Regions from separate parts of the Homo sapiens genome. Here region 1 is linked to region 2. A link is a loop called in an ENCODE intact Hi-C map of the cell type or tissue named here. Cell type or tissue: A673. All regions are shown on one strand. Each heading gives the region's core, and the rest is flanking DNA. Links, peaks and the distances in the headings are about the cores only.

Region 1 (11,607 bases), core at 2,289-10,288, 250 kb after region 2:
CATAGATGTCTAGAAACAGCCTTTGACCTCTGGTCGTCTCCCCTGCCCTGCACCACAGGCACCAATGCTGCCCCTCTTGCCAATGCCCTGCTATTGTCCTTTCACCCTCTTAGGCAGCACTTGTCAAAGTTTGTCTTCCTAATACTCCAAACATAGCAGCAGTCTCCTTGACAGAGGGGTTAGGGGCCAAATGAGTTTGGAAAATGCTACTCCCTTTCTTGGAGAATCAAGCACCTGTGAGTGGGGGTGATAATATTTACTAACCAATATAGCAGGGACACTGACCAGTCAGATCCCTCTGTGTCCTTGGGAACCGGCTAACCATCAGTCCCTGGGAGGAGGACACTAGAGGCTGCTGCTGAAAGAAAAAAAAAGCACTGAATTTTATCTAAGCCAGTCCTTTATTTGGTCTCTGAATACTCCCCTTTTAAAAAAATATTATCTATTAGGATGTTTGAAAAATCTGCCATATAGTAAAACAAATCAGTTTGTTTCAGCTCCACAAACATTTGCTGAGTTCCTAACGTATGACAGACACATGCTCCAGGGATCCAAAGATAAATAAAACATGGTCCTGCACCTCCAGGTGCTAATAGTTGAATGGGGAAGGCAGACATGTAAACAGATGATCTTCGTATAATACTGTGAACAGGGAACAGCCGAGGATTATTTAGCTCAACCTAGGGATTTGGAGAAAGTTGCTTGCAGAAAATGATTGAGCTGAATCTCTGAATGAACCAAAGTTGACTTAAGAGTGACAAGCTGAGCAGGAGAACTAGGTTGGAGCCAGAGCATTGGGAACCTTAGACTTAAGCATGGAAGCAACAGATTTGATTCTGAATGGATCACTCTGGCTGCAGTACACAGAAGAGATTTACAGGCAAAGCACAAGACTCAGACAGAGGCAGAGAGATCAGACTGGAAATCACAGCAGTGATCCTGGGGAGAGAAGGTAAAGGGAGAGAGAAGTGTTCAGGTGGTAAAATTGGCAGTGCATCTACTGCCCTGTTCTGTCCTGTCCCCTGGCCTTTACCACTTCAGTGCTCACTAACTTCACCTCCAGCTATAAGAGATGTGGCATCTGTATCTATTTCCTTGATTGGTACTTCACCTGTGACATGGCCAGCTAGGAGTGCTGGGGTATTGACATTCCATAGGAGCAACCTTCAACCAATGAATAGCAGGAGTTGGTGTATAAATACCCCAGCTCCCTAGTCCCTCAGTGGGTTAACAAGAGATGCATGGTCTACACCGGCCCTCAGATTTCCCTGGCAGGAGTAAGCTCTGTTTGCCGGTAGCAATAACTTGCTTGATGAGGTAACTCATGCATGAGTCTTTTCCTTTTTTTCTCTCCCTTCCCTGCTCCCCTTAGAGTTCCTAGCATCATCTCCCAAATAAACCACTTGCACTCAAATCTTTGTCTTAGGGTCTGTTTCTAAGGGAGTCTAACCTATGGCCATGGGATTTACTGTTGAATGAATATGGGGCATGAGGAAGAGAAAAACATCTAGGAGACTCTGAGGCTGTAGGTTTACTTGATGCCATAGCCAGGTTGAAGACAGGAAGAGAGGGAGGCTTGATGGAGGGAGTGATGATAGCTTGAGTTTGGGGCAGGTTGATCGAACTCCCTAGGGGATGTCTTAGAAAGCAATTGGAATAAGTATTTGCCAGTTAGGGGAGAAAGTGAGACTGGATATAAAGATGTTAGGAACATTATCATAGGGGTGGTATATAAGACCAAGAGAGTGAAAGAGATTGGTCAAAGAGAGAAAAGAAAATGTCCAGACAGAAGCCTGATGGGCAGCATCGAGAACTTATCAGAATAGGCCAGGGAGGAGGTGCCCCTGAGGGAGACAGAGAGGAAATTCTTCAGGAGGAAGGAGGTAGCCCAAAGGGAGCAGAGTCACGGAAGACCCTCAGTGGTCTTGGTGTCCGGGGCATCAGAGCACCTACTAAGATACAACCTCACACCCAGTGAATTTAGCCACATGGAGGGTATTGGTGGTCTCTGTGGGGGTGGTTTCAGAGGCACAGTATAGGAAGAAGCCAGACTGAATGGGTTCAAATGTGGGTGGGAAGTGAGCCAATGAGTGTGGCTTGGCAGCTTTTCTAGGAGGGCAGAGACAGAGAAGATAATGGTTAGGGTGGAGCACGCATCAGCACAGACATTTTGAGGATACCTGAGGTCAGAAAGGAAGGATGCGATTGAAATTGTAATTGAGAGCAGGGACAATTGACGGAGGAAGGTTCCTGAAGCAATGGGAGATGGTGGAATCAGGGTGAAGTGTGGAGAGGAGCAGGGAAGGACAGGCAGAAATGGACATTTGTGCATGGGCCAGGGTGGAAAGCTGTGGTAATTCTTGCCCAATGATCCCAGTTTTCTCAGAGAAGTAAAAGGCAGTGTTCACTGCCAAAAGGTGAGGAAGATGTGTGAGACAAGTGGTGGCTGTTGGGAACAGTCATCAAAAGGAACAGAAAAGATCTGACAAAGAATAAAGAATTGCTAGGTGGTGTCAGAACTCACTGAGTTTAGAGACCATGAATTTCCAGCAGCACCTGCCTGCAAGGTTGGGTAACTTTCTTCAGCACCACTTGGAAGCCCAGATGAGACTTGTTTTGGGCTGGAGTCCAAGTTGGGGCAGAGAGGAAGGTCGGGATGGGAGGAAGCAAGTTGAGGGAGGCAGGGAGGAGGTTCCCTGGGTAGAGAGAAGAACCAGCTGCTTGCCAGCATTCTAACCAGTGACATGCAGGAGGCAGGTGAAACCCAGCCTTCACGCTCCTGTCCACCACGAATTTCCTTATGAATACACACTGTAAGGAATTTGCTTTACCTGTCAAAGTTTCACTCACCTCACCTATTTAAAAAAAGAGCTAATATCTTTATTAGACATTATTAAACCAATTCAGGGAATCTGAACATACTTTGAGGTTCCTTCCAGCCCAGAGTTTTCTGTTACAGTGATTCTCCCTTTCCTTTTTTCTTCCTAACCCTAAAGTTGTCATGAGAGAAGAGATCCCCAGAGGTCCCCATGGAGACAAAATTATAAACTCATGAAAAATAGAAAATATCAAAGTCATTCGATAGCTGTGTTTGATTTCCCATTGGCATGGTCTGATTTTCTTTTTACTTTCTTCTTACTGCCGATGAGACTCTGCAGTCTGCAGGAACAAAATGGCGGCACCCATTGATTTAGTTTAGTTCAAATGTGCACATAGAGGCATTACCTCTCTCTAGAGTGTAAGCTCTTTGGGGACAGGGTGGCTTTTCTCCCTTAGAATTCCCTTCGATTGTATAACGTCTGCATGCATAGTCAGCTCAAAGACTGTGGAATGTAGCTGAATTTCGAATTTGCTTATAGCCAGCCAAGCCATATTAAATTTCCCCAGTATATAGAGAGCTGAGAACACACACTGAGCTCGGGGCCTGAACCTCTTATTGCAGGCATTGGTCTGAGGGGCAGAGCTCATGAGAGTTCTTCTGGGCCAGGGTCTAAGGAGGCCCTCACTTAACCGGGGGCCTGTTGCATGGTTCTAGGTCATGGCTGCTGCCTGGGAGCCCATGTCTCCCCACTACTAGACATCATCTCCCAGCATTTTTGTCTGTCAAATTATGGAGTCTGGATTTTTTTCAGATTAAGTAAGCACTTAGAATGTAACATTATTCTATGTAGTATATATTGAAATATATTTCATAAATAGTAATATACATGTTTGTATTGAATTAGAAAAGACAGCTAAGGAAAAAAATCAGAATAGCCTCTTAAATGCCATGTCCTCATGCCTACTTCTGCCTTCAACGATAATCACTGTTAACATCTTTGCGTTTTCCTTTATATTATTTTTTTCTGTTTGTAAACGCGCACATGTATATGTTAGGTTTTTACAGAAGTGGAATCGTGTTTTGCTGACCGTTTTGTCCTGCTTTACTCAATATGACCTTAGGAACACAATTTCTTGCCAATAACTATAGGGTATGACTTTTAATGCTGAACAGCACTCCATCATGTGGACGCGCTGTCAGTCATCTATTTTCAGACATTTGTTTCCAGGTTTATGCTATTATACATAATCTGTGCACTTTATTATTTTTCCAAAATAAATAACTGGAAGTGAAATTACTAACAAAAGCTTTTTAAAAGCCTTTTGATATGCATTACCAAATTCAAAAGGTCTCCATGTTTACCTTTACCTGGGCATAAGGGTTATTTTGGGACCCCCGCCCATATCCCCAACCGCATGCCATTCTTTTCAGCACTTAGAATTAACCTTCTCTTCCATTCTTGACAATCTGACCTTTTTTAAAAAAAATTCTCATTTTAGGTTTACGTGAAATTTCTCGAAGTGGACCAGGGGTGGTGGCTCATGCCTGTAATCCCAGCACTTTGGGAGGCCAAGGTGGGAGGATCACTTGAGGCCAGGAGTTTGAATCCAGCCTGGCCAACATGAAACCCTTTCTCTACTAAAAATACAAAAATTAGCCGGGCGTAGTAGAGGGTACCTGTAGTCCCAGTTACACGGGAGGCTGAGGCAGAAGAATTGCTTGAACCTGGGAGCCACTGCACTCCAGCCTGAGTGACAGTGGCTCCATCTCAAAAAAAAAAAAAAAAAAAAATTCTTGAAGGTTCTGAACGGAAAAGGAAAATGTTGGAGGATGGCTGCCTCCCAGGTGGGAGTGCTCCATGGCCCGGAGGGGTGAGGACACCTTTGCTGAGTTTAGGAGTCTTGACCCTGGTCTGTTCCCGTCCACACCTACCTGGCCTGGTTCCAAACCTGCAGCAAGGCTGCGGCTGGGAGTTTAGCCATCCTGTCCCCTTGGGCCAGCCCTGGGTGGAACTCAGATCCTCTGTGGCCTCTGAATTGGAAATTTATGGGGAAGCCACTGTGGACAGAGCCACCAGAGCTGAGGCCCTGCCCATCTCCTCCTCATAGGAGGAGCCGGTGCCAGCCTTTCCGTGTGAACCTGTGATCCGTGAAGTCGGGTAAGCCCTTGCCAGTCCTGACATGAGCAAGGGACACAGAGCTTCCTAAATATATAGACTGGGATTTTGTCCGAATCACATGACGACCCAGGTTTTCTTTTTCCCTCTTTGTTGCTTTTAATACATAAAATGAGCATGTGTTTATTTAAAACAGCTTTCAAACTCAAACAAATAATGACAGACTGTTCAAACAGACTTCGGAAATCGCCCCAATCAGGATGTTTGAAAAATCAGGAAGACTTTCTACGAAAGAAGCTTTCAGGTCATTTTAGTCCCGAAGCCGCAGGGTCTCCTTTGCACTTTGGAATTGTAGAAGGGCAAAGTTTAGAGGCCAGCTCCAACCTCCAGGGGGTTAAATGACTTGCCCTCTAGCCCTACACTCTAATAATGTGTAAAGAAGGACAGATAGGTAGGCATTGTATTATCACTTCCCATCTTTGACCAGAACACGGGATGTATACATTTTAATTCATAATTCCTATAGAAATTACGGACTATCCTCAGATCAGAAAGCTAAGAGAGGAAATTGCTTCTGCAAAACGGCAGGCTCAGCAGAACTTCTTGGGGGAAGGGCAGGTTGAGTAGGTGCGGAGCAGGTCTGCAAGAGGACAGACAAGAGCAAGGTGTTTGTTCTGCCACGAGCTCACTTTCTGTATCCAATTTACAAATGGCTTTGAGTGACCTACGTTAATCTTCACAATAATGAATTTTATGGCTATGGATGAAGTAAATGAGGCTCGGGGCTGGGTTATCTGCTGAAGGTTATAAACTAATAAAATATCAAAGCCAGGGTTCACCCACACTCCTCCTCCAAGTCCCATGCCCTTCTCAGCCCCCTGGGATGGCAACAGCATCTCTATGCTGAGGCTTTGGGCCAAGAGCTGCTAGTTTAGCTCATCTCACTCTAGAAATGACATTGTTCTACGTAATGCATATCAGAAATGGCCTGTTAGGTTCATGAGAAGCACTGTTATTTGTGTGGGGGTGAGGGTGGTGAGAGGGAATTATTCCAGCTCTGAGGAGGTGGGGATATTTGGGACAGCATTTCTTCTGCTCTCCAGCACTGTGTGCCAGACCAACTGGGAGAAAATGCCAGCTGGAGTATGTCCCTGCATCCTCCGGTTTCCCAGGATGGCTTCAGGTCCAGACAGGACAAATGATCAGGGGCTTAGTCTGGTTCAGATTTTGCCACACAAAACTCTGTTGATTACTAAAGGGATTCAGAGCCCGGCCACTGACCTTCTCAATGTCAAGCCAAATTGCAGACAACCTATTGCCAGTGCCCTGACAAATTTGGGGTGTCTTTTGGCTGGGCTATTGGGGGTTTCAGCCTACCCATCCCTCAGAGAGAGAAGCATGGATGGGAGGACTAGTTGACATTTGCAGCCGTGTCTGTGATGTCTTGGGTTGCTCCCTGGAAGAGGCAGAGTTCTGGCTTGTGGAGAAGTCCTGACTCCTTCCTGCCCCACTGATCCCTGCTTATATGGAGAGGGGTGTGCATCTTGGCAGACAATCATGATTGTGCCTTAGCTCTGTGCTAAGAGCACTAAACACACATTTTATGTACGTCTATTGCCTCGCTTTTCTAACACTGAAATTTAGAAATGTTTAACAATAGATATTTAAAAAGAAGAAGAAAGCCCTTGCGCCCTCTCCTGGTAAAAGTTAACCAAGGACCTCCAAAGATGCAGAAGGCCCACTGGGTTAGCAGTCGCTGGTCTGGGCTAGCTGATTGTGCTGATTTGACCAATGCTGTTGACACACAGGATGGGTCATCTGTTCTTCTATGGTCTGTGATTACAGAGCATCTTATAAACCAGAGTTTCTCAGCCTCGGCCCTGTTAGCATTGGGGGGCTGCCCTGTGCATTGTGGGATGTTGAACAGCATCCGCGGCCTCTGCCCACTAGATACCAGTAGCACCCTCACCCCAAATCATGACCACTAAAAATGCTTCCAAACATTGCCAAATGTCCCCTGGGGGACAGGATCACTCTCAGTGTGACCCTCGCCCTAAATTCTTGCCTGCCTTTTGTAAAAGGTGGCATTGGTTGGAGGGCAATCCATGAGAATGTGAGGATGGCTCAAGGCAAGCCCTTCATGATGTCTGGAAGCAATATTGATGACTGGTTAACTGAGGTCACTTCTAGGAGTTTGTTTCAAAAAAGCAACTGAACAAATAGACAAGAATTTATATACAAAAATATATCATGATATTGTTTATAATAGCAAAAGTTTTAAACACTATAAACATGAATTTTTTAAAGTATGGCACATTTTATATATCATGAAAATAATTGTATAAATCTATATTTAATAATGTGGAAAGTTACCCTAACAATGCTTTAAATCCTCATCAAGACTACCTCAGGATTCTCAGAGGCTGTTACATATAGAAGGAGTAATTTCAAACAGATTCATAAGCATTTGGGTAAAGCATTAAGCCAAAGACCAATGATTGTATTCAGAAAGCTTAAGTGAACAAACATTTACTACGCACCTATAGTGCACCACAACCATGCCCAGCATGAGGGAGACAAAGAGAATCCCTGGTCCCACTGCTACAGCCCTTGCCCCAGAGAAAGGGAACCCCTCTGTGCACTGTTGGAGCCCCTCCCAACAGCGATGTCCAGGGTCATGGTATGTTACTGTTTCCTGTAATAAAACTGTGTGCTTTGAGTCAGGGTTGTTGGGAATAATGTGAAACTATTCTTGTTTTCTTCTTCATCCTGAATAAATCAGAAGTAAAAAGAATTCATTTACTGATTTATATATTCAAATATTCATTCAGAAAGTTGTCCAAATACTCATTGGACCCAAATGTGAAACATAATCTCCCCAAAATCTAGGAAATGAGCAATTGGTGATTTGCTCAATCCAAGCCCATCCAGAGGGTAGACTTTGCTACAACACACTACAGACCCGACTTGAGATGGAGAGATAGGAATGGAAGGGAGACACTTTTTGTCTCTCAGGGACCTGCACATCCAGTGACACACCCCTGATCTCCTGCCTTGTGAGATCCACAATTTGAGTAAATGCAGAGTTGTGGTCGTCCAGTCTAGCCACCCCCAAGAGAAACCCCCTGACAGCTCCCTTTCCCCAGGAGAACCTTGACCTTAGAGGTTGGCACTGCACCAGTCAAGGCCGCCCTTGGCCCCTCCACTGACTGAGCCCTTGACTGACCAAATGCTCTCATAGAGCTGCCGTTAGCCACGCCAGGGCATCAGCAGAGAGAAGGGTGCTGGTTTCTATCTGGGTTCAAAGCCTGGCTCTGCCACTTGTTAAAAAGTCTCTTATTCCCTGCGATTCTCAGCTTTTTCATCTTCAGAACAGAAACAAATAAAATAACTTCATAAGATTGGTACAAAGAATTAGCTGGATGAGAAAGCGCATGCCTTTAATCCCAGAACTTTGGGAGGCTGAGGCAGGAGACTCACTTGAGCCCAGGAGTTCAAGACCAGCCTGGAAAGTATAGTAAGACCCTATCTCTACAAAAAATTTAAAAATTAGCCAAGCATGGTAATCCTAGGTACTCAGGAGGCGGAGGCAGGAGGATCACTCTTGAGTCCAACAGTTCGAGGCTGCAGTGGGTCATGATTGCACCACTGCACTGCAGCCTGGGCAACAGAGCAAGACTCTTGTCTCTAAAAAAAAAAAAAGAAAGAAAAAGTTTGGTACAAAGACTAAAATAATGCATGTCAGACATTTGATAAGATGTCAACACTCAATCGAGGAGTGTGACGGTCATCATCATTGCTAGATTTTATTACTTTTATGGATGGGCATGCTAGCTAAAATTGCAAAACCTCTAATATTTTCTAACTGCCTCTGCTGTTTTTCTCCTCGGCCCTTAGCACTCTCTCCTACACCATGTGATAATTTATATTGATTGCTGTCTATACTGTTCCACTCAATGGAAGCTTCGTGAAGTAGGAACTTTTAGTCTATTTTATGCACTGCTGTATCTCTAAGATGGCTGGCACGTAAAGAGGGTCTCAATAAATATGCCTTGAATTAATGAAAACAGTGGTTTCTGAATCATGGCCTCCAAAGAGCATTTGCCTTTTCCCCTCTCACCCTTCTGAAGGTGCCCAGGCTGCCCTGGCAGGATGCCTCTTTCTCTGTGGGGTGGCATTCTCTGCTCTCTCTCTAATACTCTTTCTTTTTCTTCCCTCCTCTCCCCCAACTGCAGGATGCCTTTGTGGAACTGTACGGCCCCAGCATGCGGCCTCTGTTTGATTTCTCCTGGCTGTCTCTGAAGACTCTGCTCAGTTTGGCCCTGGTGGGAGCTTGCATCACCCTGGGTGCCTATCTGGGCCACAAGTGAAGTCAACATGCCTGCCCCAAACAAATATGCAAAAGGTTCACTAAAGCAGTAGAAATAATATGCATTGTCAGTGATGTACCATGAAACAAAGCTGCAGGCTGTTTAAGAAAAAATAACACACATATAAACATCACACACACAGACAGACACACACACACACAACAATTAACAGTCTTCAGGCAAAACGTCGAATCAGCTATTTACTGCCAAAGGGAAATATCATTTATTTTTTACATTATTAAGAAAAAAAGATTTATTTATTTAAGACAGTCCCATCAAAACTCCTGTCTTTGGAAATCCGACCACTAATTGCCAAGCACCGCTTCGTGTGGCTCCACCTGGATGTTCTGTGCCTGTAAACATAGATTCGCTTTCCATGTTGTTGGCCGGATCACCATCTGAAGAGCAGACGGATGGAAAAAGGACCTGATCATTGGGGAAGCTGGCTTTCTGGCTGCTGGAGGCTGGGGAGAAGGTGTTCATTCACTTGCATTTCTTTGCCCTGGGGGCTGTGATATTAACAGAGGGAGGGTTCCTGTGGGGGGAAGTCCATGCCTCCCTGGCCTGAAGAAGAGACTCTTTGCATATGACTCACATGATGCATACCTGGTGGGAGGAAAAGAGTTGGGAACTTCAGATGGACCTAGTACCCACTGAGATTTCCACGCCGAAGGACAGCGATGGGAAAAATGCCCTTAAATCATAGGAAAGTATTTTTTTAAGCTACCAATTGTGCCGAGAAAAGCATTTTAGCAATTTATACAATATCATCCAGTACCTTAAGCCCTGATTGTGTATATTCATATATTTTGGATACGCACCCCCCAACTCCCAATACTGGCTCTGTCTGAGTAAGAAACAGAATCCTCTGGAACTTGAGGAAGTGAACATTTCGGTGACTTCCGCATCAGGAAGGCTAGAGTTACCCAGAGCATCAGGCCGCCACAAGTGCCTGCTTTTAGGAGACCGAAGTCCGCAGAACCTGCCTGTGTCCCAGCTTGGAGGCCTGGTCCTGGAACTGAGCCGGGGCCCTCACTGGCCTCCTCCAGGGATGATCAACAGGGCAGTGTGGTCTCCGAATGTCTGGAAGCTGATGGAGCTCAGAATTCCACTGTCAAGAAAGAGCAGTAGAGGGGTGTGGCTGGGCCTGTCACCCTGGGGCCCTCCAGGTAGGCCCGTTTTCACGTGGAGCATGGGAGCCACGACCCTTCTTAAGACATGTATCACTGTAGAGGGAAGGAACAGAGGCCCTGGGCCCTTCCTATCAGAAGGACATGGTGAAGGCTGGGAACGTGAGGAGAGGCAATGGCCACGGCCCATTTTGGCTGTAGCACATGGCACGTTGGCTGTGTGGCCTTGGCCCACCTGTGAGTTTAAAGCAAGGCTTTAAATGACTTTGGAGAGGGTCACAAATCCTAAAAGAAGCATTGAAGTGAGGTGTCATGGATTAATTGACCCCTGTCTATGGAATTACATGTAAAACATTATCTTGTCACTGTAGTTTGGTTTTATTTGAAAACCTGACAAAAAAAAAGTTCCAGGTGTGGAATATGGGGGTTATCTGTACATCCTGGGGCATTAAAAAAAAAATCAATGGTGGGGAACTATAAAGAAGTAACAAAAGAAGTGACATCTTCAGCAAATAAACTAGGAAATTTTTTTTTCTTCCAGTTTAGAATCAGCCTTGAAACATTGATGGAATAACTCTGTGGCATTATTGCATTATATACCATTTATCTGTATTAACTTTGGAATGTACTCTGTTCAATGTTTAATGCTGTGGTTGATATTTCGAAAGCTGCTTTAAAAAAATACATGCATCTCAGCGTTTTTTTGTTTTTAATTGTATTTAGTTATGGCCTATACACTATTTGTGAGCAAAGGTGATCGTTTTCTGTTTGAGATTTTTATCTCTTGATTCTTCAAAAGCATTCTGAGAAGGTGAGATAAGCCCTGAGTCTCAGCTACCTAAGAAAAACCTGGATGTCACTGGCCACTGAGGAGCTTTGTTTCAACCAAGTCATGTGCATTTCCACGTCAACAGAATTGTTTATTGTGACAGTTATATCTGTTGTCCCTTTGACCTTGTTTCTTGAAGGTTTCCTCGTCCCTGGGCAATTCCGCATTTAATTCATGGTATTCAGGATTACATGCATGTTTGGTTAAACCCATGAGATTCATTCAGTTAAAAATCCAGATGGCAAATGACCAGCAGATTCAAATCTATGGTGGTTTGACCTTTAGAGAGTTGCTTTACGTGGCCTGTTTCAACACAGACCCACCCAGAGCCCTCCTGCCCT
Region 2 (11,607 bases), core at 2,048-10,047:
GAAGATATATCTAAGGTAAGTTGAGAATTGAAATAGATGTAGAAGAAAGAATAGACATTATATAAACTTAATCTTACAAATGGATAGTAATATGAGATTCCAAAAGTTGGTGGAGCAAGAAATGGAGGTTTAAAAACAGTTTCAAAGGTAGGTGATAAAATTCTAAACCATTAAAAAATTGGAAGGGACAAGTGAGGGGTTAATGCAAGTGAGCTAAAGTCTCATCTCTCAAAGTAGGAAGCAATCATGTATAAGGTCAGTAAATTGAGATGTAGTACGATAAGCAGACAGGGAGGTAACTCAGAAAAATTATTTGTTTGGAATTGCTGCTTTAGAAGTCATCCCCAAACTTCATGGTTTCAATTATTTTCTCTTGGTTCCTGTGGGTCAGGAATTCAGGAAGGGCTTGGCCAGGTGCTTCTGGCTAGGAGAGCTCTGCACAGGTGCAGTCCCACAGCTGCTGGACAGCTGATGCAACTGGGCGCTGGCTGGATAGCCCTCTTCATGGAGACCTGGGGTTGCTCCAAGTGGCTGCTCTGCGTAGGATGTTTGGGCTTCCACACAGCATGGCTGCCACGGGGCAGTCTGACTGCTGACATGGTGACTGATGACTGCAACTTCAGGAGCAAGTATTCCAGGGACCAAAATGGAAGCTGTACCACCTTTAGCAATCTAGCCTCTGAAGTCACATAGTGTCTCTCCTGCCATATTCCATGGATCACAATATTCACAGAAGCCAACCCAATTTTGAGGGGAGGGGACATGGATTCCCCCATCCCTGGAAGGAATGTCAAGGTGACATTGTAAGAGGAGCGGTTGAGTTGGCAGATGTTGTTGTGGCCACTTTTGGAAAATAAAATCATCCACAGGAATCAAACCTAAAAAAAGACTGGAAGTCATTGCCCCTGGGGAGTGGAATCAGGGCTGAGGAGGGTTTGAGGGTAGGGAACTGTGAAGTTAGATCTTAGCCCACTGTACTGTTATTTTTTTGTCCACACACAGCTATTCTTTTGATTAAAAAATCAAATGGGCCAGGCACGTGGCTCACGCCTGTAATCCTAACACTTTGGGAGGCCGAGGCGGGCAGATCACGAGGTCAGGAGTTCGAGATCAGCCTGGCCAACATGGTGAAACCCCATCTCTACTAAAGATACAAAAAAATTGGCCAGGTGTGGTGGCAGGCACCTGTAATCCCAGCTACTCAGGAGGCTGAGGCAGGAGAATAGCTAGAACCCAGGAGGCGGAGGCTGCAGTGAGCTGAGATGGTGCCATTGCACTCTAGCCTGGGTGACAGGGTGAGGCTCTGTCTCAAAAAATAAAGATGAAATAAAGTAAAATAAAATAAAAACTAAAGTATCAAGATCACCTCTAAAAAAATAATTGCAGGATTTAAAAAATTGTAAGTATTATCTAAGCTATGTAAAATGTATGTCCAAAATAAAACTAAAAGAAGTATGGTAGAAATCTAGTACCATCTATCCAGATGTCAGAACTTTATATATACTGGCCTTGAGCCTATAATGTCCCTGCCCTCAAGAAACTTACAGTCCAGTTAAAAGGACAGTCAAGTGAATCAATGATTATAGTGCAACACTTTGAGATCAAGGACAGATGTGCAAAGCGCACCGCACAGCCATTGAAGAGGAACAGCTAAAGACTAGGGGAAAAAGTGGAGGGGGAGAGCCTCATTTGCCACCACTGGTGGTGAATATCACACAACTTCTTAGTCTGAAAGCTAGGAATTATGGGAGACATTGAACATTTGCTCTTCCTCTTTAAGAGGAATAGCAGTTGATACCTAGATGATGAGGGAAAGCTCTCTCTCTCTCTCTTTCTCTCCAGAAGAATGCCAGCTAATAAATGTGAAGGGAACAGCAGAATTTAAAATACCCTTTGCCAAGCCCGATGAAATGATTCAGGCAAAGATCATTGATGGATGTTAAAATTATTGAGTGAGATGATATTTACATGGCCTATGAGTGTATAATAAACCACTCAAAATCTTAACGGCTTAAAATGGCCATTTATTATTATTCACAAGTCTGCAATTCAGGCAGAACTCCATGGAGAGGGTTTGCCTCTGCTCCACATGGTGTTGGCTGGGGTGAGGAATCCAAGATGGCTCCATCACATGTCTGGTGTCTCAAGTTGGGCTGGCTGGACTGTTCTCTTTGATGTGATCTCTCATCATGCAGTAGTCCAGCCTGAGTTTCTTTCCATGGCAGCTTACTCCCAATCCCGGAAGCTTCAATGCCTCTTAAGGCCCAGACCAAGAAATAAACAAGTTAGAAGACCAGTCAAGATTTACGGCATGAAAAATAAATTCTACTTCTTCATGGGAGGACCAGCATATGCAGATAGGAAAGGGAGGAACTGTTGGTGATGACCCACCCACATTCAGAAGTGTCCTCTCAGATTACTTGCTCACCGCCAAGGAGAACACTGGCTTTACAATGGAGAGCTATGGCTGTCACCACCTTGCCAAGGAAATCAAATTGAGTATCACTAACAATGGCAACCAGACATCATGTGCCACCTGGTAGGATGCAACATGAAAACCACTTACAAAGTATTCTTATAAAAAAATGTGTAGTCTGAATCTAATTGAGCCATAGACCTAATGCCAGGTTACAGAAAATTCACTGGAGAGAGAAATAACACCACAAGAAATCAATCAGTCAGAAGAGAATGCAGGGTCTTCTACAAGACAACTGACCCAGTCTCTTCAAAAAAGTTAATGTCATTTTTCTAAAAAGGTTGGAAGATTCTTCTATTCTTCTAGATTAAAAAAAGTTGGAGATGTATAACTCAATGCAATATATGAACCTTGCTTGGATCCTAGTTTGGAAAAAAAAAAAAGCTATAAAAGACAATTTGGGCTGGACACAGTGGCTCACGCCCGCAATCCCAGCATTTTGAGTGGTCAGGGCAGGTGGATCACTTGAGGCTAGGAGTTCAAGACCAGCCTGCCCAACATGGTGAAATCCCATCTAGAAAAAAAAATGGGGGGCAATTGAAGAAATATGAATATGGGCTGGATTGTAGGTAATATTATGGAATTGTTATTGCCTTAGGTGCGATAATGGTATTGTAGGTAATGTTAGTGTGCATTGTACCCTTCACTTTAGAAGACATATGCTTAAGTGTGCTCATACAGGGATGCAGAGGAAGTGCCATGATGTCTATAAATTACTTTGAAATGGTTCGGGGAAAAAAAACCCACACATGCACTTAAACACTACATGAAGCAAACATGTCTAAATAAATAACACTGAAGGATAAAGAATCGTTTCTGCAGTTTAAAAAATATCTAGTGATAGAATCTATGACTAACTGCCGGGCGTGGTGGTTCAAGCCTGTAATCCCAGCACTTTGGGAGGCTGAGGCGGGCGGATCACTTGAGGTCAGGAGTTTGAGACCATCCCAGCCAACATGGTGAAATCCCGTCTCTACTAAAAGTATAAAAATTAGCCGAGTGAGGTGGTGGGAGCCTGTAATCCCAGCTACTCGGGAGGCTAAAGCATGAGAATCACTTGAACCCGGGAGGTGGAGGTTGCAGTGAGCGGAGATCGTGCTACTGCACTCCAGCCAGGGCGACACAGTGAGACTCCGTCTCAAAAAAAAAAAAAAGAAAAGAAAAAAAAAGAATCAATGACTAACTGATCTTCAGTGCTTCCCACACATCTTTCACGTTTTTCTCCTTCCTCTCCCAAAATTTGCCCTTTGTATTATTTTTGCATATAACATGTACATACATATTATTCTTTACCCTACATCTCACATTTGCTTTAGGCTTTGGTGTACTGTTAAATAGATTCAATTTTCAAAAGATTGCTCTTTTACTATGCTTTTCCCAGTCAGCTATTGGCTGGCTGAGTCATCCTGTAGTCTTAATAATTTCCTCAAGAACTGCTTATGGGAAAAAGATTTCCTTGGTTATTAGATGTTCAAAATTATTTGTCTGAAACTTTTATGGGTGAAATACAGATTCGCTGAACGTGAAACCTTGACACAACATTCCTTCCTTGAGGATCTGACAGATGTTGCATCGTTCTCTCATGTTGAATGTCACTCTGGAGAAACCTGAAACTAGCCTGATCTCTTTTTAAGACAACTGACCTGATGATTTTGTCTAACTGACCAAAGTCTTCACTCTTTTAAAATCCAATACTTACTAGAGAATGACTCAATGTTGATTATTTTCAGTCAGTTTTCCCTGGTGTAAAATATCATATCTATCTACCTATCTATCTATCTATTTATGTGTATGTGTGTACACACACATATAAATGTTCAAATGCTTTAGTATTTTAGGAAAGTGTATTTGAAATTTTTAAAAATATTTCTAATGTCTTGTTTTTTTTCTTCAGGTATTCCTATTCTACATATGTCGACTCACATCCTTTGTCTGTTTTCTTATCTTTTTTTCTGTCTTTTAAATTCTTTGTTTTCATTTCATTTTGTTTGCTTTACTCATTATTTCCTTTCTGTTCCTTACTGTGTTTTTCACTCTATTCTCCTCCTGCGTTCACTTTCATTTTCATATCTGTGATGATTTTTACTTTTACTTCTTTCCTGATTTCTGCCAGTGTAACTTTTATCTCCTCTTGTTGTTTCATCATTCTTCCCTGAGTCCTTGCATTTGTAGTCTTCCTTCATAAAATAACTGCTTCACCAAATGTTTTAAATCATGGTGAAATATTTAAGTATCCAAATAAAAGATTTTTTGTTTTGTTTTGTTTTTTCCCTGAGTGTAAATCTATTGAGGAGTCTTTCTGCTCTTCACCGCTCTTTCCCCTCTTTTTTTTTTTTTCTCTCATAATACCTCTGTATCAGGATTGTGCCAGTTCCTTTCAAAAGAAATTACTTACCTTTCAAGTCGAGCACGGTGGCTCACACCTGTAATCCCAGCACTTTAGAAGGCCAAGGCAGGCAGATCACCTGAGGTCAGGAGTTCGAGACCAGCCTGGCCAACATGGTGCAACCTCATCTCTACTAAAAACACAAAAATTACCCAGGCATGGTGGCAGGTGCCTGTAATCCCAGCTATTCAGGAGGCTGAGGCAGGAGAATCACTTGAACCCAGGAGGCAGAGGTTGCAGCGAGCCAAGATTGTGCCATTGCACTCCAGACTGGGTGACAAGAGCAAAACTCTGTCTCAAAAAAAAAGAAGAAGAAGAAAAAAAAGAAACTATGTATCTTTCAGGCCGGGCACAATGGCTCACGCCTGTAATCCTAGCACTTTGGGAAACTGAGGCAGGCAGATCCGCTGAGGTCAGGAGTTCAAGACCAGCCTGGCCAACATATGAAACCCATCTCTACTAAAAATACAAAAATTAGCCAGGCATGGGGGCACATGCTTGTAATCCCAGCTACTCGGGAGGCTGAGGCAGGAGAGTCGCTTGAACCCAGGAGGCGGAGGTTACAGTGAGCTGAGATCATGCCACACCCTAGCCTGGGTGACAGATAGAGACTCCATCTCAAAAAAAAGTGTTTTTAATTTAATTTTCTATATTTTGTTCATTTTTAAGAATGTAAGAAGAGTAAGAATGCCAATATTGCTATTCTAAGGTAATCCAAAATATCTTTTTAATGGTTTCAACAAGATACAAAAAATATTTAAAAAAAATTATCAGATAAGATTAGAAATTAGCTTAATGGTTCTTATTGTTTATTTCCTGCTTTCAACTTTTTCATGTCAACCAAAAGAGTCAAATTCTAAAACATTTGAAGAGATTTATACTGAGCCAAATATGAGTGAACAATGGCCCATGACACAGCCCCGGGAGATCCTGAGAACATATGCCCATGGTGGTTGGGCTGCAGCTTGGTTTATACATCTTAGGGAGACATGAGACATCAATCAATACGTGTAAGATGTACATTGGTTTGGTCCAGAAAGGTGGAACAACTGGAAACTGGGAGGTCATAGGCAGATTCCAAGATTTTCTGATAGGCAATTGGTTGAAAGAGTTATTATCTAAAGACCTGGAATGAACAGAAGGAAGGAAGGAAGGAAGGGGGGAAGGAGGAAGGAAGGAAGGAAGGAAGGAAGGAAGGAAGGAAGGAAGGAAGGAAGGAAGGAAGGAAGGAAGGGAGTTATTTAGATTTCTGCTTTGTCATAACCCATGCATTTATTTAACTCCAAGTTTCCTGAGGACCAAATCATCAGTCAATTTAACAATAAATTATTGGACACCTACTTAGGTGTCCAGAATTCAGCAAGGCACTGTGGAAGAATCTTCTGAGTCAAAGAGTTATAAGTCATGTGATTACTTTATAATACAATGTGATAAATGTTATAATTAAAATGTGGAAAATGTGGATTAGAGAAAAAATACTCTTCTTAGGTTGCTTGGGAAAACCTCACTGAGCCACTGACACATTTGAAATCAATCTTGATAAATAAACCAGCTCACAAGGCAGAAGGTAGAGTGAGGAACTTTTAGAAAAAAAGACATTGCTGATGAACTGCATCAGGTTGACCAATACAGGAAAATTTGGGTATAATGCCATAGAGACCAAAAAAATTCTTTCTGTAAGACACAGTATCACCAGGATGATAAAAATATCAAGAAGAACCTGCATTGTCAGCTGGGTTCTGAGGGGCTGAGAGCCAGTCACCCAATATAGTGCTTCTGAGTTTGTATTTTGCAGGGTTTTCATGGATGGCGAGTAGGTTGTGGCCAGAATTTAGGTTATATGCATTCTGTGTTTTTGGTATGTGTGAATCTGAATAGGCAAGAAGAACTTGTATTAGTTTCGTAATACTGTTGTAACAAATTACCACAAAGTTAGTGGCTTAAACCAATGCAGATGCATTATCTTACAGTTCTGTCAGTAAGAAGTCCAGTACAGGTCTCACTGGGCTAAAATCAGGACGTCAGCCAGAGATAGTGTTGCAAGCCTGTAGTCCCAGCTACTCAGGAAACTGAGGTGGGAGGATTGCTTGAGACCAGGAGTTTGAGGCTGCAGTGAGCTGTAATCACACCACTGCATTCCAGCCTGGGTTATGATTGCATCACTGTACTCCAGCCTAGGGAGAATTAGTTTCCTTGGTCATTCAGGTTGTGAGCAGAATTCAATTCCTTGTGGTTGTAGGACTGAGGTCCCATGTTCTTGCTGGCTGTCAGCTGAGAGGTGTTCCCACTTTCTCGAGGCCACCTACACTCCTTGGCTTGTGGCCCCCTCCTCCACTTTCAAAGCAGCAATGGTGGGTTGAGTCCTAGTTGTGCTTAAGATCTCTCCTGCCTCTTCTTGCATTGCTGCATCTCACCCACCCACTCTCCTGCTGTCCTCTTTCACTTTAATTTTCTCTGTTTTTATTAAACTTGTTACTTTAAGATAATTGTAGATGCACATGTAGTTGTAAGGAACAAAACAGAGATCCCCTGTACCCACTTTCCCCCAGTGGTAACATCCTGCAAAATTATACCACTATATCACAACCAGGATATTGACATAGATATAGTCAAGATACAGAACATTCTTATTATCACATGCTCCCATTTTTATAGCCACATCTACTTCCCTCCTGTTCCACTTCCTCCTTAACCCCTAGAAATGATGTTAGTTTTTGATTTTTTGTTTTGTTTTGTTTGAGATGGAGTTTCACTTTTGTTGCCCAGGCTGGAGTGCAATGGCACAATCTTGGCTCACTACAACCTCTGCCTCCTGGGTTCAAGCAAGTCTCCTGCCTCAGCCTCCCAAGTAGCTGGGATCACAGGCATGCACCACCACTCCCAGCTAATTTTGTATTTTTAGTAGAGACAGGGTTTCACCATGGTCAGGCTGGTCTCGAACTCCTGACCTCAGGTGATCCATCCACCTCGGCCTCCCAAAGTGCTGGAATTACAGGTGTGAGCCACCGTGCCCGGCCAATGATGTTAGTTTTTTAAAAAAAAAATTTAAATTTTTTGAGATAATCTTGCTCTGTCACCCAGGCTGGAGTGCAGTGGTGCAATCTCAGCTCACTGTAACTTCTACCTCCCATTCCCCTGCCCACCCCCAAGCAATTATCCCACCTCCAGCCTTCCAAGTAGCTAGGACTACAAATGCAGGACACCATGCCTGGCTAAGTTTTTGTACCTTTGGTAGAAGCAGGGTTTCACCACGTTGCCCAGGTTGGTCTTGAACTCCTGAGCTCAAGTGATCTGTTCGCCTCAGCCTCCCAAAGTGTTGGGATTACAGGTGTGAGCCACCACTCCAGCCTGTTATTTATTTATGATATTGCCATTTCAAGAATGTTAGATAAATGGAATCACATAGCATGTACTGTGGGATTGACTTTTTGTCAACTTTTTGGGATTGACTTTTTTCCCTTAGCATAATTCATCCTGGTTGCTGTGTGTATCAATAATCCTTTTTTTTTTTTTTTTTTTTTTTTGAGACAGGGTTTTGCTCTGTTGCCCAGGCTGGAGTGCGGTGGCACAATCTTGGCTCCCTGCAGCCTCCACCTCCTGGGTTCAAGCTATTCTCATGCCTCAGCCTCCTGAGTAGCTGGGACTACAGGCACATGCCACCACGTCCAGCTAATTTTTGTATTTTTGTAGAGACGGTGTTTTGCCATGTTGCCCAGGTTGGTCTCAAACTCCTGGACTCAAGTTATCTGCCTGACTTGGTCCCCCAAAGTGCTGGGATTACAGGCATGAGCCACTGTACTCTGCCATCCATTCTTTTTTATTGTCAAGTAGCATGGTACTGTTGAGTATTGTTGAGTTCCACGGTACATATGTACCACAGTTTGTTTAACCATTCACTTGTTGAAGGACATCTGAATTGCTTCCAGTTTTTTACTATTTTGGATGAAGTTGCTATAAACATTTATATACATGTTTTTGTGTGAACATAAGTCTTCATTTCTCTGGGATAAATGCCCAGGAATGTGATTGCTGGGTCACATAGTAGTTGCAGGCTCAGTTTTTGCTTTTCTTTTTTTCAACAAACTGCCAGACTGTTTTCCAGAAAGGCTGTGCCATTTTTTACATTCCCATCAGCAATGTATGAGTAATCTAGTTTCTCCACATCCTCACCAACATTTGGTGTTGTCACTATTTTTTGTTTTAGCCATTTTTATCAACATATACTGATATATCATTGTGGTTTTATTTTATATATATTTTTTGAGATAAGGTCTCACTCTGTCACCCAGGATGAAGTGCAGTGGCGTGATCTCAGCTCACTGCAACCTCTGCCTCCTGGGTTCAAGTGATTCTTCTGCCTCACCCTTCTGAGTTGCTGGGATTACAAGGGCATGCCACCATGCCCGGCTAATTTTTGTATTTTTAGTAGAGACGGGTTTTCACCATGTTGGCCAGGCTGGTCTCAAACTCTTGATTTCAGGTGATTCACGTGCCTTGGCCTCCAAAAGTGCTGGGATTACAAGCGTGAGGCACTGCACCCAGACCATTGTGGTTTTAATTTGTATTTCTCTAATGGCAGATGATGTTGGACATATTTCTTCATGTGTTTATTTCCTATCTGTGTGTCTTCCTCATGGAAATATCTCATGTAAATTTCCCATGTTATAATTGGTTTTATTATTATTATTATTGAGATGGAGTTTCACTCTTGTTGCCCAGGCTGGAGTGCAATGGTGTGATTCTCAGCTCACTGCAACCTCTACCTCCCAGATTCTCCTGCCTCAGCCTCCTGAGGAGCTGGCATTACAGGCACCCACCACCATGCCCGGCTAGTTTTTTGTGTATCTCTAGTAGAGATGGGGTTTCACCATGTTGGCCAGGCTGGTCTCGAACTCCTGACTTCATGTGGTCCACCGCCTCTGCCTCTCAAAGTGCTGGGATTACAGGCATGAGCCTTTGCACCTGAAGGTTTCAATTTTTTTATTGTTGAGTTTTGAGAATTATTTGCATATCCTGGATACTAGTCCTTTGTCAGATATGTGGTTTGCAAATATTTTCTCCCAATCTGCAGGTTACCTTTTTTTCCTTTTGTCAGGGTATTTTGCAGAGTCAAAATGTTAAATTTTGATGAAGCCCAATTTATCAATTTTTCTTTTAGGGACTGTGCTTTTGGTGCCAAATCTAGGAAGTCTTTATCTAATCCTAGCTCTCAAAGTGTGTTTTTCCTAACATTTTATAGTTTTAGATTTAAGTCCATGATCCTCTCTGTATTATTTAGGGTACTCCTGAGAAATAGAATGAATAGGATGTATACATAAGCAAAGAGATTTATTATAAGAAATTGGCTTATGCAATTATAGAGGCTGGAAAATCCCAAGATTTGCAGGGCGAGTTGGCAAGCTAGAGACCCAGGAGAGCTAATGTTTCAGTTCAAGCCAAAGGCAGAGGAAAAAGCCAATGTCCTAGTCTAAAGATCATCAGACAGGAAGAATTCTCTCTTATGAAAGGAAGGATCTTCCTTTTTGTTCTATTCAGGCCTTCAACTGACTGGATGAGGTCCACCCACAGTAGGAGGTACAATCTGCTTTACTCAGTCTTCTAGGTTAAATGATAAATCTCATCCAAAATACCCTCACAGAAACACCCAGAATAATGTTTGACTGAATATCAGGGCACCACATGGCTCAATGAAGTTGACACACAAAATTAGCCATCACCCTTTCTTAAGTTTTGCAGATGGTATAAACTTTTGGTTGAGGTATTTTTTTTCTATTTGTTTGTTTTTCTTTGTCTATGGACGTCCAGTTGTGGCAGTCCCATTTCTTTTTTTCTTTTCTTTTCTTTTTTTTTTTTTGAGACAGAGTTTCCCTCTTTTTGCCCAGGCTGGAGTGCGATGGTGTGATGTTGGCTCACTGAAACCTCCACCTCCTGGGATCAAGTGTTTCTCATGCCTTGGCTTCCCGAGTAGCTGGGATTACAGGCTCTCACAACCATGCCCAGCTAATTTTTTTATTTTTAGTAGATATGGGGTTTCACCATGTTGGCCAGGCTGGTCTCGAACTCCTGACCTCAGGTGATCTACCCACCTCGGCCTCCCAAAGAGCTGGGATTACAGGCATGAACCACCATGCCTAGCCTGGCAGTCCCATTTCTTGAAAAGGGTATCTTTCCTCCATTAAATTGCTTTTGCACTTTTGTCAAAAATCAGTTAGGTGTATTTTTGTGGGTTTATTTTTGGGGCCTGTTGATCTATGTGTCTGCCTTTCCGCCAGTACCACACAGTTTTCATTGCTGTAGCTATATAATCAGTCGTGAAAGCAGGTAGATTGATTACTTCCACTTTATTCTGCTTTTAAAAAATGTTTTCACTATTTTAATTTCTTTGCCTTTACATATAAATTTTATAGTAATCTTGTCTATGTTTACAAAAATATTGCTATAGTTTGAATAGGCAGTGCATTAAAATAATATATCAGTTTGGAAAAAAATTGACATCTTTATTATACAGAGTCTTCTAATTCATGAACATAGTATGTCAGTTTATTTAGATCTTTGATTTCTTTCATCAGCATTGCACAGTTTTCAACATGCAAGTCCTGTACATGTTTTGTTAGATTACACCTATTTCATTTCTTTCAGAAATTATAAATGAAATCATATTTTTAATTGTAGTGTCCACAAGTTCATGGCTAGTATATAAAAATGCATTTTATTTTTGTATATTCTTTTATTTTTGTATTATGCA

Evidence for each region. Hi-C counts contacts between places; a loop is a spot of excess contacts. Peaks named below come from ENCODE experiments on the same cell type or tissue, not always from the same donor. Only the 100,000 strongest peaks of a DNase experiment are listed, where the experiment ranks them.
Region 1: a loop joins it to region 2, with 14 times the contacts of the local background. A loop is called at or near these places in 2 of 110 quality-filtered maps.

What each region holds. Positions count from the first base shown.
Region 1 is chr18:63,126,325-63,137,931 of GRCh38, reverse strand. BCL2 (BCL2 apoptosis regulator) reads left to right here. Exons shown (of 3, transcript NM_000633.3): 3 at 9,173-11,607. The coding sequence ends at 9,307. Among named protein-coding and RNA genes, the nearest start is that of BCL2, 190 kb to the left of the region's middle. RefSeq lists an enhancer at 1-139. In A673, for the core only: a CTCF peak has its summit at 6,657 (motif pointing left); DNase peaks (open chromatin) are centred at 6,621, 7,571 and 9,161; H3K27ac peaks cover 1,913 bases.
Region 2 is chr18:63,372,026-63,383,632 of GRCh38, reverse strand. KDSR-DT (KDSR divergent transcript) reads right to left here. Exons shown (of 2, transcript NR_186602.1): 2 at 2,004-2,256. Among named protein-coding and RNA genes, the nearest start is that of KDSR-DT, 11 kb to the right of the region's middle. In A673, for the core only: no CTCF peak of the experiment used is centred there; DNase peaks (open chromatin) are centred at 4,046, 5,882, 6,202 and 6,882; H3K27ac peaks cover 7,625 bases.